Linked DNA regions of Homo sapiens: regions 1, 2 and 4 are each linked to region 3. Evidence: read pairs that join two places in POLR2A ChIA-PET (ENCODE). Cell type or tissue: MCF 10A. All regions are shown on one strand.

What was found. ChIA-PET counts read pairs that join two places held together with the same protein. Peaks named below come from ENCODE experiments on the same cell type or tissue, not always from the same donor. Only the 100,000 strongest peaks of a DNase experiment are listed, where the experiment ranks them.
Region 1: POLR2A ChIA-PET joins it to region 3 with 6 read pairs; 3 of 35 experiments call an interaction of 5 or more read pairs at or near these places.
Region 2: POLR2A ChIA-PET joins it to region 3 with 5 read pairs; 4 of 35 experiments call an interaction of 5 or more read pairs at or near these places.
Region 4: POLR2A ChIA-PET joins it to region 3 with 5 read pairs; 2 of 35 experiments call an interaction of 5 or more read pairs at or near these places.

What each region holds. Positions count from the first base shown.
Region 1 is chr21:17,656,794-17,661,793 of GRCh38, forward strand. It overlaps LOC124904999 (a long non-coding RNA gene), which reads right to left. Exons shown (of 2, transcript XR_007067821.1): 2 at 2,483-2,876. Among named protein-coding and RNA genes, the nearest start is that of BTG3, 46 kb to the left of the region's middle. In MCF 10A, no CTCF peak of the experiment used is centred here; no DNase peak of the experiment used is centred here.
Region 2 is chr21:17,680,135-17,685,134 of GRCh38, forward strand. No RefSeq gene overlaps it. Among named protein-coding and RNA genes, the nearest start is that of BTG3, 70 kb to the left of the region's middle. In MCF 10A, no CTCF peak of the experiment used is centred here; no DNase peak of the experiment used is centred here.
Region 3 is chr21:17,847,363-17,852,362 of GRCh38, forward strand. The region is part of intron 1 of LINC03147 (long intergenic non-protein coding RNA 3147); the gene reads right to left. All of the region lies in intron 2 of LOC124900465 (a long non-coding RNA gene), which reads left to right. Among named protein-coding and RNA genes, the nearest start is that of C21orf91, 31 kb to the left of the region's middle. In MCF 10A, no CTCF peak of the experiment used is centred here; DNase peaks (open chromatin) are centred at 1,089 and 1,889.
Region 4 is chr21:17,923,044-17,928,043 of GRCh38, forward strand. It overlaps a transcript of CHODL not described here. Among named protein-coding and RNA genes, the nearest start is that of LINC03147, 40 kb to the left of the region's middle. In MCF 10A, CTCF peaks have their summits at 2,143 (motif pointing left) and 3,014 (motif pointing right); DNase peaks (open chromatin) are centred at 2,138 and 3,048.

The DNA.
Region 1 (5,000 bases), 190 kb before region 3:
CTGTGTTAGCTTTGCCCAAAAAATAAATTTCCAGGCTTTTCTTGAAAGTAGATAGGAGACTTGAGGCTCTAATTGTTTGTTTTTGCTCTTTTCAATTTTATTTTCAGAGCCACCTAGCACTACCAGTTCCCAAGACTTGTGTTGCAATCAATGGCTTCTCAGCTTTTCTCCTACCATCTTGGGAGCCAGCACTTTTTCTGTATGCTACATCAGTTTTCTTTCATTTATTTCCTTTCCAACTTCCTTTTTTCTTTTTTTTTTTGAGATGGAGTCTTGCCCTGTCACCAGGCTGGAGTGCAGTGGTGCGATCTCAGCTCACTGCAACCTCTGCCTCCCAGGTTCAAGTGATTCTCCTGCCTCAGCCTCTTGAGTAGCTGGGACTACAAGTGCGCACCACCACGCCCAGCTAATTTTTGTATTTTTAGAGATGGGGTTTCACCATGTTGGCCACGATGGTCTTGATCTTTTGGCCTCGTGATCCAGCCGCCTCAGCCTCCCAAAGTGCTGGGATTCAGGCGTGAGCTACCGCGCCCGGCCTTCTTTTTCTTTTTTCCGTCACATGGGCTGGAGTGCAGTGGCACGATCACACTCACTGCAACCTTGAACTCTCAAGCTCAAGCAATCATCCTGCTTCAGCCTCCTGAGTGGCTGGGACTACAGGTGTGAGCCACCATGCCTGACTAATTTATTTTTGCTTTTATCTTTTGTAGAGACAAGGGTCTCACTACGTTGCCCAGACTGGTCTCGAACTCCTGAGCTCAAGCAATCCCGCCCCAGCCTCCCAAAGTGCTCAGATTATAGGCATGAGCCACCACACCTGGCCCCAACTTCCAAGTTTTGATGCTGTTGTCTCTTCCCTCATTTTTGGTCCCTATAATTTTATGTTCTGGAAAAAAAAAACTCTTTATCATGTTTTAGTGGGGGTTCAAAACACAAATGAATATGTTCATTTAGCCATCTTTACTCCAGCGTTGGTTTATTTCATATGTGAATCTATATTTATAATCTTTCCAATATAATCACTTAGTCTACTGTTTTTTAAGTTGTCCTTTAAATGGAACATTTACAGTGTTACCCAACTGTTATAATTTAGAATTCATACCTCCAGGAATCATTACAAATCCGTGTAAAATATTTTTGTCTTCTTTTTTTACCAACGCCATCAGCTGATCCCTATAAGCATTTTAAACTTGCACTGATTGAGACTGAATCAGAACATCGTGTCTTCTCACAATGAGCTTTTCAAAATAATTGGATAGGCCTCTCATAACAGGAAAGATTTTGTACAGATTAAAATATAAGGTGAATTCTTGTATCTCTAAGAAAAAAATGGGAAAAACTACACTTTATATTCATACATATATAATTAGCTGTTCAAAATAATTGAATAGGACTCCTATAACTGGATAGATTTTATAAAGACTCCAATATAAGGGAATTCATTTTATTTGTATGAAAAAATGTTCAGGGGAAATGTCATCTTACATTGAAGTATTTATGGTATTTAGGCAAATCTGCACAAAATATAAAGTATTAGTGTGACTTAAATACATAATCATTGCTACTGTGTTTTCTTTTCTCTTCTCCCACTGTAGGGGTGGTCATCAATAATGACTACAGTTGTACATTTTCCTGAGCATAAAGATTCTGATTAGCTATAAAAGTGCCATTGATTGTACCTCCATGTTCACGGGATTGGGCATAAGCCCATTATATTTAAGGGAATATCTGACGAGGGGGATAAGCAGAGTCATAGGAAGAGTAAGCCATTCTAACCTTACAAGGGGCTACATTTTGAAACTTACATTTCAGCTTGTACCTTTTCTGGAATGGTATGATTTATTTCTGCTCCTTGTTTTCTAACTGTAAACTGACTTTTCTTGCAAAATAAAGATGGCGGCTCATCTCTTAAACGCCACGGGTGGACCCAGTCAAGGCCCATGCTTAGAACCTTCAAAGCCCACCAGTCTTCGAGAATGTTTCTTTGGGGAAAAAGTAACCAGAGCTAGCTGCTTTTGCTTGCATGCCCTTTGGGTGCTAAAAATGAGCCTTGGTGTACAGCTCTTCTGTTTTTGCTGGACCTACTGTATGACTTCTGTGTAAATCTTGACAGTTGGCAAATCACGCTTATGTTTGTTTTTCTGTTCAGTGGTTGAAGCTATTGCTGCACCCTCATTGTTCTTTCTTTTCCCTGAATTCCTACCCCACCCAGAATTTGTAACACACAATTTTCTATCTAATTATATAGTGTCGTTTTGTTGCTACTTGCTTCAGGTAGTCCCACTCTCCCTACCTCCTTCCTTCCCGCCTCCATCTAACTAAACCGTGGTGGTTCAGAAGACAAAAGTCAGGCATTGTCTGTCTTTGTAACCCCCACGTGCTGCTTGCAGAGACACTCGGATAATAAGACTCTTGCAGGGAGAAAATTTCCCCTTTGCCCTCTAAAGACTCACTGAAAATCAACAGACAAAAAGCACATTAATAAAAGAAAACGCATACAGAATTTATTTGATGTGCACAGGATGGGAGAATTGCTGGAGAATGATTACCCAATAACCCAGGGTGGTATAGAAGCTTATATATGCTTTTTCCCAGGGGAGGGGAGAGATGAGGAACGTGGAAAATTCTTTTGAGGGGCAGCAAATCATTTGAGAGAATGAATGGACCCAGAAGATGGGAGGCAGACATTTTGGGAAGGTGAGAGGTGGGGCTGCACAGGAATGAAGGTTGACTTATTATGAAGCAAAGTCCTCTAGGTAATCACTTGGAGCTGTCCTCAGAAGGATAGATGAAAATTCTGTTGGGGACATGGTGATGACTCCCAGTCTCTTCTTTTCTCTGGTGGTTGATCCTCCCTGGTTGTTTGATGAGATTCCCTAGAAAAGGGGTTTAAGACAATTACAATTCTTTTGGAAAGAAATTTTCTTGGTCAGATAAGGACATTCCAGAAAGAATCACTCCCTGTGCTTGAGGTGGAGGAACAAGTCAAGGTTAGAAGGACCTTGATTCTGAGGCAGCTTCTAAGTCCTCTCAACATTTCAAAGCACCAGTCTTTGGGGTATCGCTTTCTGAGCCCCAACACTCTCATAGCGAGAGACATGACTATCGCATGTGTTACCATTTATAGTGTACATCCTCTGTCTCAAGTGCTGTGAAAGCACTTCATGTATTATTTCTCATTCTTACATAGATCCTTCAAGGGGAATGACATTTTTACTGCCTTTCCCAGTTGAATCTAAGACTCAGAGAAGGCCAGTAAATTCCATACAGCTAGAAAGCATCAGTCAGGATTTGAAGCCAGGTTGAACCCAGCATTTGAATCCATGCTCTTTCTACACTTGTAGTATACCAACTCCTTTCATTCTCAGAACTCACATAAGGTCTGCATATTACAGATAAGCTTATTCTACAAGCATATTCTAGCAGCATTATTGAATTTTCATCTAGAGCTGTAATGTGGACTACTAACCTAGATAGAATCGAAATCCATCTAGGATGGACTGGATGCTGAGACATATAATGTTAGCTCTGTCCTTTTGGGAATTAGGTGACCAGTTTTCCAAGCAAATGTACTTGTCTCCTTAGGGCCATTGGATCCTGGTGAGAACCTGGGAGAGTCAAGATATCATCAATGAGCAGCCTGGTTCTGAAATTCAGAACCCCTCCTGAGTCTAACAATGGCAGAAAGCTCTTAACTTATTCTTCATTTCCTTCTCTGCATTCCTTACTCCCCAGATTTAAAAACGACACTCTCTCCATGATATAATCATGGGCAAGCACTCTGAGTTGAGTGTCAGAGGTATTTTATTTGTCTTGGGAAGATGTAAATTCCTGGGTGTGTACAGATTCCAGTGGCTTTCCGAGGGAAAGAGCATGCTGCTTTTCTTAAGAAAGGCCACCAATGGGAATGATTTCTGGTGATGCAATGTTGATATTTTAGTACCATTCTAGAAAAGGGAAGAGGTGGGGTTTCTCTGGAGCCAGATTAACTCATAATTAGTTCTCACGCAGCCTGCTTAAGTAATTATGGTGAAACCAAATCACATTACTTTTTTCTCCTGTTCCTGATAAAAGCTTCAACCCCACTCCTTCTGCCCCATAGGGCACTTGGCTGGCCATCATACCCTACACTACAGGCACTATTCTTCAGTTCTGTTTCCAGGCTACAACTGTCACTGTGTAAAATAAGAAGTGTGGGGGAAAAATGTACACCTCTCGGTCTCACTACTTCAGAGGCACCTAGCAACCCTGTCTCCAGGCAGGCAGCACGCATCTCCCTGGTAGTTTACAGCCCACTCACAGCAGAGGCGGCATGCTCTCTGCAAATAGCCTACGTCTTTGCTGGTGCCAGCTTGGCGGTGGGGTGGTGGTGTCATTTGGTGTCCTCAGGGACGTTTGGTTCTTGTTCTGGGAAGACTAGGGCAAAGCAATGACTATTTCACCAAAACTGCCTGAGGGATTAGAAATTAGGTCAAGCAGTTCTGTACTTGGGGTTGCATTGTCTAAAATCAAAAGCAATGGTTTTTAATCTTTGTTTTTCTCCAGTCTTTGGGACATTTCTGTCATAAACCTTCCAGTATGCTTGGGAAGATAGAAAAGGATGTTTATGGTGTGGCGTGGTGGCTCACGCCTCTAATCCCAGCACTTTGGAAGGCCGAGGCGGGCAGATCATCAGGTCAAGAGATCGAGACCATCCTGGCTAACATGGTGAAACCCCGTCTCTACTAAAAATAAAAAAATTAACCAGGCGTGGTGGCGGGCACCTGTAATCCTAGCTACTTAGGAGGCTGAGGCAGGAGAATTGCTTGAACCCAGGAGGCGGAGGTTGCAGTGAGTCACGATCGCACCACTGCACTCCAGCCTGGCGACAGAGTGAGACTTCACCTCAAATAAATAAATAAATAAACAAATAAAGGTTGTTTCTAAAAGGTATATTGGCCAGGCATGGTGACTCATACCTGTAATCCCAGCACTTTGGGAGGCCGAGGCAGGTGGATCAC
Region 2 (5,000 bases), 170 kb before region 3:
TCTTTGTATGTTGTGGCCTGAAGATAACGATAAAAGATAAAGAAACATTGGCAAACTGCAAAATCCTCACAGCACATGCAGTTTAGAGTGATGCTAGAAGTAATGTGATGTTTCCCTATTGAAAGAAAACTTATAAATATTTTCACTAGGAATGTTCCGTTAGTCCAGGGGTTGGCAACTTTTCCTTTAAAGAGCCAGATAGGACTGGGTGCGGTGGCTCACGCCTGTAATCCCAGCACTTTGGGAGGCCGAGGCGGGAGGATCACAAGGTCAGGAGTTCGAGACCATCCTGGCTAACACGGTGAAACCCCATCTCTACTGAAAATAGAAAAAAATTAGCCTGGTGTGGTGGCAGGCGCCTGTAGTCCCAGCTACTCAGGAGGCTGAGGCAGGAGAATGGTGTGAACCTGGGAGGCAGAGGTTGCAGTGAGCCGAGATCGCGCCACTGCACTCCAGCCTGGGTGACAGAGCGAGACTCCGTCTCAAAAAAAAAAAAAAAAAGAGCCAGATAATAAATACTTCTGGTTTTGCAGGCCATCTGGTCTCTGTCTACTTCTGGCTACTCCTTTTTGCCACTGTAGTGTAAAAACAGTCAGAGACAAGCAAATGAATGGACGTCATTGTGTTCCAATAAAACTTTAGTTAACAAAAATAGATGTCAGGCTAGAATGGCCCCTGGGTTGCAGTTCGTTAAACCCCACTTTAGTCTAGCTGTGGACCCCTTCATAGTAAAGGAGTAAATGAGAAGGAGAAATAAACTTGAGACTTGGACGTAGGGACACAAATAGCCTATAACTGGAGAGCAGAAGGTTATAAAAATCTCCACCTCAGGTCCCAAGAGATGTTCAACACTCAGAGTCTTAACAAGAAGCAAAAATTGTCTTAGGAAAAAGCGTATTTTAGAAAATTGGTTGAAACACATCCATAGCCTCATGCTTAAAATATGTAAATCCTGAAAGTGAAGTAAATCTAAAAATGTATGAGCTGGGGATTCTGTCCTGAGCATCAGAAGCCCGGGCATTTTGAGCCATCAAGAAGTAAGGAAATGCTTGAATCTTGCAGGAAACAGTAGGGTTTTGCAGCAAGACCATTGTGGGTGACAAATTCGCTCCAAAAAGCACCCTCATTTTCTGAGTGTAAGGAAACATCCCATAAATTACACCTCACAGACATTTCTAAAAGACCACTGGAAATTTAAAAATTTTGAAAACTTATTTCGTCATTTGTAGAAAGAACAAATTTTCAAAGAGTGACACATGCATTCTACTTTGATTTGAAAGATGAGCTAAGTTTTTCATGAAATCAACTAATTAATTGCTGGGGGAAAAAATGGCTTAAAAGAGTATATACTGCAATGGTGCCCAAGTCTGGCTGTAGGAAAATGTCAAGGAGACTTTTGTCAATGAAAAGTGGCAAACTCTGTAAAATATTTGAAGAGATGTATTCTCAGGTAAATATGAGTGACCAATGGCCTCTGACACAGCCCTCAGAAGATTTTGAGAACACGCACCCGAGGTGGTCGGAGTACAGCTTGGTTTTATACATTTTTGGGAGACATGAGACATCAATGAATACATGTAAGATGTATATTGGTTTGGTCCAGAAAGGTGGGACAACTCAAAGCAGGAGACCTTCCAGGTTATATGTAGCTTTAAAGATTTTCTGATTGGCAATTTGTTGAAAGAGTTATTATCAATAGAAAGGAAGGTCTGGTTACAATAAGGGGTTGTAGAAACCAAGGTTTTATCGTGCAGATGAAGTCTCCTGGTAGCAGCCTTCAGAGAATAGATTGTAAATGTTTCTTATCAGATTTAAAGAGTCTGTTCTGTCAATAATTCCAAAATGGAGGAGGGTATAATGAGGCATGTCCAGCTCCCCACTCCCATCGTGGCCTGAACTAGTTTTTTCAGGTTAACTTTGAAATGCCCTTGGCTGAGAGGAGGGGTCCATTCTGTTGGTTGGGGGCGGGGGCCTTAGAATTTTATTTTTTGATTTACTTTTTTTTTTTAAAAAAGCAACACAGCTTCCCAGATTTTACTCCAAACACTGAATTGGATTTTCTGGAGCCTGTGTGTGACACAGGCATTTTTATGACACTTCCCAGGTGAGTCTTGGTAGAAACCAGGCTAGCACCAGTCCAGGGAGTGGTATTTAGGAAAGAAAAGGACAAAGTATAAAACTTGGGTTTGATTTTGACCATTGTTGGGGCCAAGGAAAAACTATTTCACCCTCTGAAGGTCTGGTGAAAAATCAACTCACAAAAGGCATAAAAATCTATTAATGTGCACACAGGGGAGAACCACAGAGCGCATGCAAGGACAAAGCTGAACTGCAACAGGAATTTGGAATTGAAAGCCAGTTCCAGTCCCTAATGGGGTGCAGAAGCTTATATACCATCCTGAAGTACAGAAAGGATAGAGGCTCAGAGCATGGCCGATAAAAGGTTACGGTGGTAAATCAGGTTATAGTGATAAGACAGGCTACAAGAGGGAGAGAAGAGGAGGCCTGTAGCAAAGGTGGTCTTGTTATGTAGGTGAAAATTCACAGCTGGCAGCCCTCCAAGAGGGAGAGAAGAGGAGGCCTGGCTAGAAAAGTTGGTCTTGTTATGTAGGTGAAAATTCATAGCTGGCAGCCCTCCAAGAGGGAGAGAAGAGGAGGCCTGGCTAGAAAAGGTGGTCTTGTTATGTAGCAGACCTCAGACTGAATAGATGATGAATGTTTCTTTCAGGCCTTTAAAGGTGTCAAACTCTCAGTTTATCTTTCCTAGATCCAGACAAGAAAGGGCCTGGGTGCACCGATGCAGATTCTCTACAGAGGTGAATCTTCCTCACAAAAGACAGCTTTGCAGGACAACTTCTGTTTACTGGCTCTGTAACAGCCATCTCAAAATATGTCAACTAAATATATTTGCGTTAAAATATTTTGATTTCCTTCACTATGCTGAGTTCAAAGCTGCACCCTGCCATGTATTAGTCATTTGTCCCTGAGCTGGTGATGTACTCTTTTAAGGCTTCAGTTACCATCCCCATGACATGAAGCCAGTGTTTGTCCCTAAGGTAAGGATGGAAAATCTGAGAATGTGACTCTGTGTGGGCTTCAAGTATACATGCTTTATCTCTTTCACACCCTTCTCCTCTTTCTTCCTGGGAACAATATAACTGGATTTGCTTCACTCAGCAATATACAGAATTTTACTGAAAATGAGAGCCTTTGGAGAAAATATATTATTTTAGCTTTGTTCCATTGAAGCATTTCTTCCTGAATTTCCTGAGAACTCTGGGTTTATTTATTTTTTAGACTTTTGATTTTATTTATTTATTTATTTTAACTCTTTTTTTCCAATAAGTTATTGGGGTTCAGGTGGTATTTGGTTACATGGGTAAGTTCTTTAGTGGTGATTCGTGAGATTTTGGTGCACCCATCACCCAGGCAGTATACACTGCACCATATTTGTAATCTTTTATCCCTCATCCCCCTCTCACTCTTCCCCCTAAGTCCCCAAAGTCCATTGTATCGTTCTTATGCCTTTGTGTCCTCATAGCTTAACTCCCACACATCAGTGAGAACATATGATGTTTGGTTTTCCATTCCTGTGTTACTTCATTTAGAATAATAGTCTCCAATCTCATACAGGTAACTGCAAATGCTGTTAATTCATTCCTTTTTATGCCTGTGTAGTATTCCAATGTGTGTGTGTGTGTGTGTGTGTGTGTGTGTGTGTGTGTGTGTGTGTGTATATATACATATCACAGTTTCTTTATACACTTGTTGATTGATGGGCATTTGGATTGGTTCCATGATTTTGCAATTGTGAATTGTGCTGCTATAAACATGCATGTCAAGTATCTTTTTTGAATAATGACTTATTTGCCTCTGGGTAGTAGTGGGATTGCTGGATCAAATGGTAGTTTACTTTTAGTTCTTTAAGGAATCTCCACACTGTTTTCCATAGTGGCTGCACTAGTTTCCATTCCCACCAGCAGTGTAGAAGTGTTCCCTGTTCATCATACCCATACCAAACATCTACTGTGTTTTGATTTTTTGATTATGGCCATTCTTGCAAGAGTAAGGTGGTATCGCATTATGGTTTTGATTTGCATTTCCCTGATCATTAGTAATGTCGAGCATTTTTCCATACGTTTGTTGGCCATTTGTATATCTTCTTTTGAGAATTGTCTATTCATATCCTTAGCCCAGTTTTTGATGGGATTGTTAGTTTTTTTCTTACTGATTTGTTTGAGTTCATTGTAGATTCTGGATATTAATCCTCTGTCAGATGTGTAGATTGTGAAGATTTTCTCCCATTCTGTCTGTTTACTCTGCTGACTGTTCCTTTTGCTGTGCAAAAGCTCTTTAGTTTAATTAGGTCCCAACTATTTATCTTTGTTTTTGCTCCATTTGCTTTTGGGTTCTTGGTCATGAAATTCTTGCCTCAGCCAATGTCTAGAAGGGCATTTCCAATGTTATCTTCTAGAATTTTTTATAGTTTCAGGTCTTAGGTTTAAGTCCTTAATCCATCTTGAGTTGATTTTTTATAAGGTGAGAGATGAGGATCCAGTTTCATTCTCCTACATGTGTCTAGCCAATTATCCCAGGATCATTTGTTGAAAAGGGTGTCCTTTCCCCACTTTATGTTTTCATTTGCTTTGTTGAAGATCAGTTGGCTGAAAGTATTGGGTTTATTTCTGGATTCTCTTTTCTTTTCCATTGGTCTATGTGCCTATTTTTATACCAGTACCATGCTGTTTTGGTGACTATGGCCTTATGGTATGAGTTCTGCTCTGATCTTGGTTATTTCCTATCTTCTGCTGGGTTTGGGTTTGAAATCAAGTAGTGTGATGCCTCCAGATTTGTTCTTTTTGCTAAGTCTTGCTTTGGCTGTGTGGGCTCTTTTTTGGTGCCATATGAATTTTAGAATTGTTTTTTCTAATTCTGTGAAGAGAGATGGTGGTATTTTGATGGGGATTGCATTGGATTTGTAGATTTCTTTTGGCAGTATG
Region 3 (5,000 bases):
AGCCGTGGTGGGAGGTACATGCCCTTTCCAGAGACCCTAGTAGTGGTGCCATGTTTGGTATCAGTAGGTCAGCCACGCAAGCTGCAGTTTCTGGGTCTAGCAGGAGGGGTGGTGGGGTTTCCAATGCACCAGTTCTGTGGTGTGATTTGAAAAATGATATTATTTAGATTTTGCTGCATAACTGATCATCCCATAACTAAGTGGTAAGTCGCAAAGACTCTCTTCTTGACTGAACTTTAGATAAGCTCTTCTGAGTTCTGTTTTTGACCATGCCCCAGTGTAGGCTTATAAAAACTGCAGACTCTCAGCATAAATGATTTTTGTCTATTTTCCATACTCCACTCCCACACTAAAATTTTTGAGCAAAAATTAATATAGTTTCTAGCAGCTCAAAGCTACATTCCTAGAATGACCCTAGCCCCTTAAACTGCTCACCTTGGAAAGCTCAAGACTGATCCAGTCCAAACCAGTAATAAACAGGCCCCTGAACCCTCCCCTCTTAGAGCAGTTGTAGTTTAGGAAGCTTGCAGTTGTAATTCCTTTCTCTTCCCCTTTGCGATGTAGATCTTCTACCACCCAAAATTAACATTCAGGGAAATAATTCCCCCTCTGGTGCCCAGCCCCGTGGCACCTTGCCTCTAATTTACACCACTGCCTTCTGCCATATAAATATAAGAAGTTTGCTTCTCCTTTAGATAAGCACCAATTAACAAGATCAGTTTCTGCTTAAGCCCCTGCTCATTCCCCCTTCCTTAGTCCCTCATTGTCCCTTTAACATGCCCAGTCACCTCTGCACAAATCAAAGTTCAGTTCATGTTGGAACCTCTTTCCCTTTGCAGTGATAATTACGGAATAAAGTTTATTCTTAGTGCTTTAACCAGTGTCTAACCAGTGTCTGGATTTATCTTTGACACAAGTCATCTCAGAACTTAGTAACTTATATTTAGCTTATTTATGATCTTGTGAAAACAGCAGTTTGAATTGGGTTTAACTGAACAGCTCTGGGCTCATTCATGTGTTTGGAGTTGGCTGCTGGTCGATGAGGCAGCTCTGTTTCTGTGGTTTGGCTGACTGTCAGCTGAGGCTATGGGGATGACTGGACCGCATGTCTCTATCACCGAACAGTCCAGCCCAGGGTTGTTCACATGACAGGTCAGCAGGGTTCCAAGAAGTAGAGCTCCTGTGAAGTCTACATTCAGAACTGATATAACCATCACTTCTGCCACATTCTTTTGGCCAAAGCAAGTCACAAGGCCAGCACCAAATCAAAGGGTAAAGAAACACCCTACCTCCTGATGGGAGGAACTTCAAAGTCACATTGTTAAGGGATGTGGATACAGGAAGAAAAATGATGGCAGGTATTTTGCAGACTATCTCTATACAATTGTACCCGCTGTGCAGCCTCCAAGCTTGATTCTTTGGGCCAGGTTTTGGAGCCTCCTTTAATCTTTAATGAAGTCTTTCTTACATCCGCCTAAATTGTTTCTGTGGCTTACAATTAAACATCTTGTTGAATATTCTGAGTCGCACATACATTCTCTCTCTCTCTTCACACCATGACTCTTTCCTATAATGTTTAGAGCAGCGCTGTCCAATAGATGTATACAAGCCTTAATATAACTTAAAAAATTTGGGTAGCCATATTTGAAAACATGAGAAGAAACAAGTGGAATTAATATTAATACTATATTTTATTTCACCCAATATATCCACAGTGTTATTTCAACTAATCAATCTACAAATTATTATATCATGAGATACTTTACTTTTTTTTATTCTAAGTTTTTGAAATCTCTTGTAAAGCTTACACTGTCAGCACCTCTCAATTTGAATTGGCTGCATTTCAAGTCCTCAGTGGCCTCTACAGGCTACCATATTTAGGACATTGTTTTTCCCCAGAGTGAGTCATTGCTTAGATCTGGATATCTGATTCACAAGTAAAGAATGACACTACTGAAGAGGCATAGGAAACGAAACCATCATATACTAACCATGAATTTTATACTGGACTCTTTTTTTTTTTTTGAGACAGAGTCTTGCTCTGTCGCCAGGCTGGAAGGCTGGAGTGCAGTGGCGCGACCTCAGCTCACTGCAACCTCTGCCTCCTGAGTTCAAGTGATTCTCCTGCCTCAGCCTCCCAAGTAGCTGGGACTACAGGCGTGCACCACCACGCCCAGCTAATTTTTGTATTTTTCTTAGAGATGGGGTTTGACCACGTTGGCCAAGATGGTCTCGATCTCTTGACCTCGTGATCCACCTGCCTTGGCCTCCCAAAGTGCTGGGATTACAGGCGTGAGCCACTACACCTGGCCACAGGGCGCTATTAAAAGCACTTTAACTAATATCTTAGTTTGGGTTCTACCCCTAGCAGAGCTTGAGACACGCATTTGGGTGAAAATAATTTATTTGAGGAATGATTCCAGGAAGCCAATTAAAGATATATTATTGAGCCAGTTATTGCTATGGAGAACTGGCTCAATTCCATGGACCCCTCAGGGAGCCATATAGAATGAATTTCAGAATTGTTCCTCTGAAGAACAGAAGACTGAGGCATTTATTTACTGACCCCCATTTCTCACTGGCTGAGGGTTGTGCCCATGGATGTTAGTGCCCCAACGTTTCTGGACTGTCCTATATAAGGCTGAGGAATCTTATAGCTTCAGAACGAGTCCTGAGGCAGAAAAGCTGAGCAATAAGGCAAACATCTGGCATAAGGTTTTTCCAGTATGTATGGGAATTGTCTGCCACCAGTTGGAACTGGAATCAGTGATGGGGCAGGCACATGGCAAAGCCTCTGCTATGCATACATTGTACAATTGTCTTCTTTTGTTCAGGCTGCTATAACAGAATCCCATAAATTGGGTGGTTTATAAACAACATGAATTCATTTTTTACAGTTCTAGAGGCTGGGAAGTCCAAGAGCAAGGCACCAGCATATTTGATATATGGTGAAGGTTCATTTCCTGGTTCATAGAATGGTACCTTCTTGCTGTTTTCTCACATGGTGGAAGGGAAGAACTCTGGTCTCTTCAGACCCTTAAAAGGGCATAATCCCCCTATGAGGGCTCCAACCTTATGACCTAATCACCTTCCAAAGGCCCCACATCCTAATGCCTTCACATTGGGAATTACTTTTTAACATATAAATTTGGGGGGAACCCAAACATATTTTTCAACAATACTTGTAAAACAGACATTATAATTTCCAATTTAAAGAGGAAACTGAGTATAATAAAAATTCCAATAGTATTCAAGATGATATACTCTTAAGTGACAGAGTGTGTTTCTTCACAAATATGACTTATTACAAGGTCCACAAAGAACATATTTTTTGGGATTTTTTTTTCCTTTTGGGGGAAATGTCCAGAGATTTTTTTTGGCTTGTGTATTTATTTATTATTTCAGAAATTTAGACAAATCTACAAAGTAGGCTTTGTTTGAGTTATCTTTAATCAGTTTTTTTTTGAAAGGGTACTGCCATAAAACAGGGTCTCATAAGAATGTGGTATATATATTTAAAAAAATACACATTTGCTATTGTGCTTGTTATATTTTCTGACCTTCAAAAAGAAATTTCCAATAAATTTTGTAAGCTCACTTATTTCCGTCATTCACTGCTGAATTTCTAGTGCGGAGCTCATTTTCAAGTCGATATTACGTACAGCAGATTCTCCCTAAATGAAAGGGACTGAACACACCACAGACTGGACAGCTCCCATTATCTGAAATAGCCATAAGCGGCTTTAATGCTGGAGATTTAGTTTAAAGGATTGTCCTCCTGGAAGACTGGCTGCAGTTGTTTGTGAGGCAGAACAAATTATAAAATGATTATGGCTTCAGAGATGTATGTTTCTAAATGATTGCTTCGCCAGTCCATAAAATGTCTGCTTTTAAAAAACAGGTGAAATCTGAGAGCCTTAAGAGATTGGATCTTTGGGATATTATTAAAAATGTCTTTATAGGGTCTGGATGCAACGCCACCGGAGTATATAACTTACCAAGAATGCTGACAGGAAGTCATCAGCATAAAGAAAGAAAAGCAAATTTAAAGATGAAAAAGAAAAGCCTTAAGAATGAACTTAGAATATAAACCTAAGCTAGAAAAACAGTTGGAAAAGTTCAGCCCAAACTGTTAACCATATTTTCCTCTGCAAAGTCTTTAGAATTGGGGATAGTCATGGGTGTTTGCTTCTGTATTTACTTGAATTTTTCAATACACAAACATGTATCGTGTACAATTTGTGCAATTAAAAATAATCTTAAAAGAAGATGCCAGCCAGGTGTGTGGCTCATGCCTGTAATCTCAGCATTTTGGGAGGCCAAGGTGGGCAGATCACTTGAGCTCAGGAGTTCAAGACCAGCCTGGGGCAACATGGTGAAACCCTGTCTCTACAAAAAATACAAAAATTAGCCAGGCATGGTGGTACACACCTGTAGTCCCAGCTACTTGGGAGGCCGAGGTAGGAGGATTGCTTGAGCCTGGGAGGCAGATGTTGCAGTGAGTCAAGATCATGCCACTGCACTCCAGCCTGGGTGACAAAGTGACACTCTGTCTTAATAAAAAAATAAGAAAATAAAAAAATAAATATAAAGAAAGAGCCATTAATAGACTGAGTTTTCAGTTTTATCATGTTATTTTGCCTCCAATCTAACTTACAAGTCTAATAACACATAGTAAGTATTCACTAGACATTCACTGAAGAGGGAATCCTCAGAATTTTTGATGTCATCAACAGTTTCATTTTGCAGTCAGGGATATATTTCAGCTTCTCAGTGTTTTCTAAAAATGTAAATTTTACTGTTAAATATGATTTTATGCCTGCCAGACTCCTTCTATGCAATGAAAGATACGGTGCCTTGTACTAACAGTCCCTTATCAGAAGCTTTCTAGAAATCACAATTATGAAAAGCTACCTGAAACAGAGAATAAATATTTGACCAGAGGAAACTAAGTTTTTAATATTTTGTTATCTCCCCTGATCTATTCATGTATTTAAAAA
Region 4 (5,000 bases), 76 kb after region 3:
GGTTACATTCTTTTGAGTTTCTGATTAGCCCCTCCAAAGAAGGCAATGAGATATGCATTTATCTCAGTGAGCAGGGGTGGGGGTTGGCTTTGAATAGAATGGGAGGCAGGTTTGCCCTAAGTAGTCCCAGCTTGACTTTTCCCTTTAGCTTAGTGATTTGGGGGCCTCAAGATTTATTTTCCTTTCACAAGCTTTTCCATTATTTACAGCAGACTTTGTCTTTTTCTGCCTCTTTTTTTTTTTCCTGCCAAAGTCTGCATTATCACCATAAATGCTGACAACTGCCCTATGAGGTAGGTGTAAGCATGGGCTCAATTTTACAGATTTGTAAAATAAATTAAAAAAAGTAAAAAGATGTTAACAACTTTCCCACAAGATCTCAGAGGACATTTTATATAACATTTTCCCTAATTCTTCAGTTTTTTTTTTTTTTTTTGAGACGAAGTCTCGCATTGTTGCCCAGGCTGGAGTGTGGGGTCACAATCTCGGCTCACTGCAACCTCCGCCTCCTGGGTTCAAGCAATTCTCCTGCCTCAGCCTCTGGAGTAGCTGGGACTACAGGTGCCCGCCACTATGTCCAGCTAATTTTTTGTATTTTTAGTAGAGACGGGGTTTCACCATGTTGGTCAGGCTGGTCTCAAACTCCTGACCTCGTGATTCGCCCACCTCAGCCTCCCAAAGTACTGGGATTACAGGCCTGAGCCACTGTGCCTGGCCAGTTCTTCAGTTTTATACAAGTCCCAAAGGCCAGGAACAAAATACTTGTTCTTAAGTAGCCCTATAATTTAGAAAAGGTGCCAAACTACTCATGTGGAACTAGAAAGATGGCAACACAAAGATAGCTTTAAACAATCACTTACTTGAGTTTTGAAACAGGTTGAAGTCAAAGAAGCTGAGAGTCAGGAATTCTTTGGAGAGTGTTGTTGACATGCTGTTCTTCCCCTCTCCCTTTCTTTGGAAGAGAAGGATGTTGAGGAACGTGAGGGTCTCTTGGAGTTTGAGGGATAGAGTGTCTGATATTTGGCTCATGCCTGAGGAAGCTAAAGGTGAGAGGCTGTGGCTGGAGGTGCCTCTGCCCGGTAGCACCATACAAAGTGCTAAACAGGGAGCAAAGGCATGTACACAAGGGGGAGAATAAAAGTAGCATTTCCTGTGAAAGCTGTGTGAATGCAGAAAAGAGAGCTGGTCAGCATCCTCCGCTGGAGTATAGCTGATGGTGAAGGGACTTGAGGAGAGAAATGGGCAGCCAGAAGCCCAAGGGCCAGCAGGAGGGAGCAGTAAGTAGCCTGTGGGAGGAGAGGCAGTTGGTGCACTCTAGTGCAAAGGTGTCCGAGGGCTGTCTCCAAAAACCCTTTATTGGAGAATCAGCCTTGGAGACCGGAGAGAAATGATGTGAGATCACAACTGTGTCACCATGGAGCAGCTGTGCACTTTCCTGCCAACTCCTCTTCCCTGGGCCTGACCTAGCAGGAGAGGAGGTGAACAAGGAAGAGAAAGGAAGCCAGCTTCATCCTATTTGCCCATTGCAGGCTTCCAAGTCTGAAGCTGGGAGAGAAGAGAAGTTTTAACTTGAAATGAGATTGTCATTATACAATTAGTCGGGACTGTTCTGACCTGGACTTTTTATTATCTGAAATCTCTAGACTGAAGGACTTTTTAGCTGAACATAACATAAAAATCAATAATACATGCTTGATATTGCATTCAGGGTAGAAATTAATAAGTCTACAGAAATAAGTTTTTCTTTTTTGTACATTGTCATCATATCCACCTTGTAAAACCAAATAGGTGCACTGCTAATCATTCTGTTATATTACCACAGAGCTTGTCCTTATCTGGCTCTGTTAAAAAAATGCTACATAAGAAGACAAAGACACCAATCAATGATCACTCATTAAGCCTGTGGTCTGAATTAGTTAATACAGTTGGGAATCAGGATTAAGACATTCTAAAGGCAAATATTATAAAAAGAATAGTCTGGAACATAAGTCACTGGAAGTTTAGGTTAAAGAGTGCATTAGTGAGCAATCTGGGCAGCCAAGCTCAAGGGAGGGGGCACTAGTGGCCGTGTGGGGTGGAAGAAAGGAAAGGACACACCCCTGAGGAGAATCCAATCTGCGTATGAGCAGCCTCTGTAAATTCCACCTGATGCGACCTCTAGTGGTCACTCTAGTACCATGCTACAGTGTGCATATCCAAAATTGTGACCAGTCCATAACATGAAAGTTGACTCTCAGTTTTCACAGGTTTAAAATTTTAGAACTGTGCAGGCAGAGAGCTCTTAATACATATTAATGGTTTGATTGCTCAGGTGGAGAATGGGTGAAGATGTATGCACCTGGGCCAGTTTCCTGATAGCTGACTTTCATGCTGAGTGTAAATTTGGCCACACATTTGAAGTGTCAGAGGGCAAATAGGAAAGAATTAAATAACTCATTGATTTCTCAACTGACCTTTGGCATTATTCATAAAGAGTACATAGAAGGCTTTGAATAAATGCTTGTTGAATAAATAAACAAGGAGCTACTCCTTATGGAGTTTGCTTTTTCATTGTCATGAATTGGGAGATTTAAATTATAGGAACTTAGTATGTTAACATCCACAAATTTTAAATTCGCCTGCGAGTAAAAGGATAAATTTATTTATAATAGATTTGGATGATTCCTATTTTTGTTATTTTATTCATTACATTTTATACAGGCAATCCAGGACTATAAGTGAGCCACACACTTTCTGAGTTCCTTTGAGTAAATGACTATTCCATGTTGGTTGTCCAGAAAGGTCAAATAGTGGACCCAATATCTTTTATTGGTTATTTTCAAAGTTTAGTAATGTAGTGATTATAAGTTTCTTTGAGATGTTTATTCTTTTTCTTTGTTTACTCATGAGGATATAATTTGAGATGTTTAATAGACAATTAGTATTTCAAAACTTATTTTAATTTGTGGTTTAATTAATAGTAATTTAATTAGTTCCAATAAGCATAATGAGAACATAAAAACTCTAAATTAGTAGGTGTAATGATTCTTGTCTTTCCTCAAGAGGGCAGCAAAACCGCACTGCTCAGTTCTCAAAGATCAGGATGAAAATCTTAAAAAGCTGATACACAGACAGCTTTCATATTAGTCCAACTAATTAAACATAACATGTGTTGATATTTGTATTGCCATTTTACAAAAGTTTAGCTTTTCCTTTATGAAATGAAAAAAAAATTTAATTCTTTGTTTTAGGTTAGACAACAGAATTATACTTGCCTAGGGTCTCAACACACATTGTTTACACAAGGACAAATGATTAAGTAAGCTACTGAGGGTAACAAATAAATAAGGTGGGTTTTTTTTTTTTTTTTCCTGAAGTGTATTAGTCCATTCTCATACTTCTATGAAGAAATACCTGAGATTGGATAGTTTATAAAGGAAAGAAGTTTAATTAACTCACAGTTCCTCATTGCTGGGGAGGCCTCAGGAAACTTATAATCATGGCAGAAGGCAAAGGAGAAGCAAACACCTTCTTCACAGGGCCTCAGCATGGAGAGATGCAAGCAGGGGAAATGCCAGATGGTGATAAAACTATCAGATCTTGTGATACTCACTCACTGTCACGAGAACAACATGACAGAAACCGCCCCCACGATTCATTTACCTCCACCTGGTCCCGCCCTTGACACGTGGATTATAGGGATTACAATTCAAGATGAGATTTTGGGTGGGGACACAGCCAAACCATATCACCAAGTTACTAAAGTGATCGTACTTGAATACAGTTGGGAATCAGGATTAAGACTTTCTAAAGGCAAATATTATAAAAAGAATACTCTGGAACATAAGTCACTGGGAAGTTTAGGATAAAGAGTGCATTAGTGGGCAATCTGGGCCATTTTGGAAATTGCCTTTCTATAATCTATCCTAGGTAGAAAGACCTTTTAAATACACAGACACACACACACACACGCACACACACACAGACATACACACATATGTGTATGCATATATGTATATGTATGCATATATGTGTATATGTATGTATATGTATATCTGTGTGTATGTATGTATATCTGTGTGTATGTATATATGTATATATGTATATATATGTATATATGTATATATGTATATATATGTATATATGTATATATGTATATATATGTATATGTATGTATGTGTGTGTGTATATATATATATCCCAGAGTTGAAGAAAACTTGAATATTGGCTCCAGAAAAATAGGGAAATGAGAGGGAGTTGAATATACCCCTGCCCACACGTATAGAATGGAATTTGGGCATTTCCTAGGCAGATTATAGATGAGGTTTGTCTTTAGCGCTTATAACATTGTCTTTGATATCCTCTCTGTTCCTGGCTTGCTACGTGCTGTTCTTATATTTAGAAGGTGGTCATATGGTCCTGACAGTTGTTGCCTAATAGTGGTTCAAAACATTTCTTTTCTGTGGTATATTTGCATTTAATAGAGGACAGGAGAAGGCTGGAAGATTTTCAAGGCATAAAGGAATGGACTATAATGGATCCTCAGAGGCCTGCATCCTGCCCTGGGGCTCCTGCTTTCATTTTAATAGCAGCAGCTGTAGGGTGGGAACAGGGAGACCAGCACCTACATGTGCCACAATGACCAAATCCACCACTGTTTCTGCCAGAGGGAGGTACGAGTGGGCCATTCACCTTATAGCTGCCTGCCTCCACTGCTCATGCTGATAGAATATTCTGATGGACCATAGAGTTGGAGCATTTGGTCCATAGTAGGTTTATCTTTTATATATAGTAGGCTTCCAATAAATAGTTGTTAAATGAATAAAGACCTCAAATGATAAATGAAAGATGTAGCTGCTCTTCCACCTACGCAACACACAGAATAAAAATCCTCTTCCTTTTTGTGAGGTTAACTAACTTTGATGGAGAAAAATTTATATTGTTACTGGAAAGGGTACAGGTATATTCAGCTGGAAGCATTTGATGATTCTTTGTTCCATTATATTGAATAGGTTCACTAG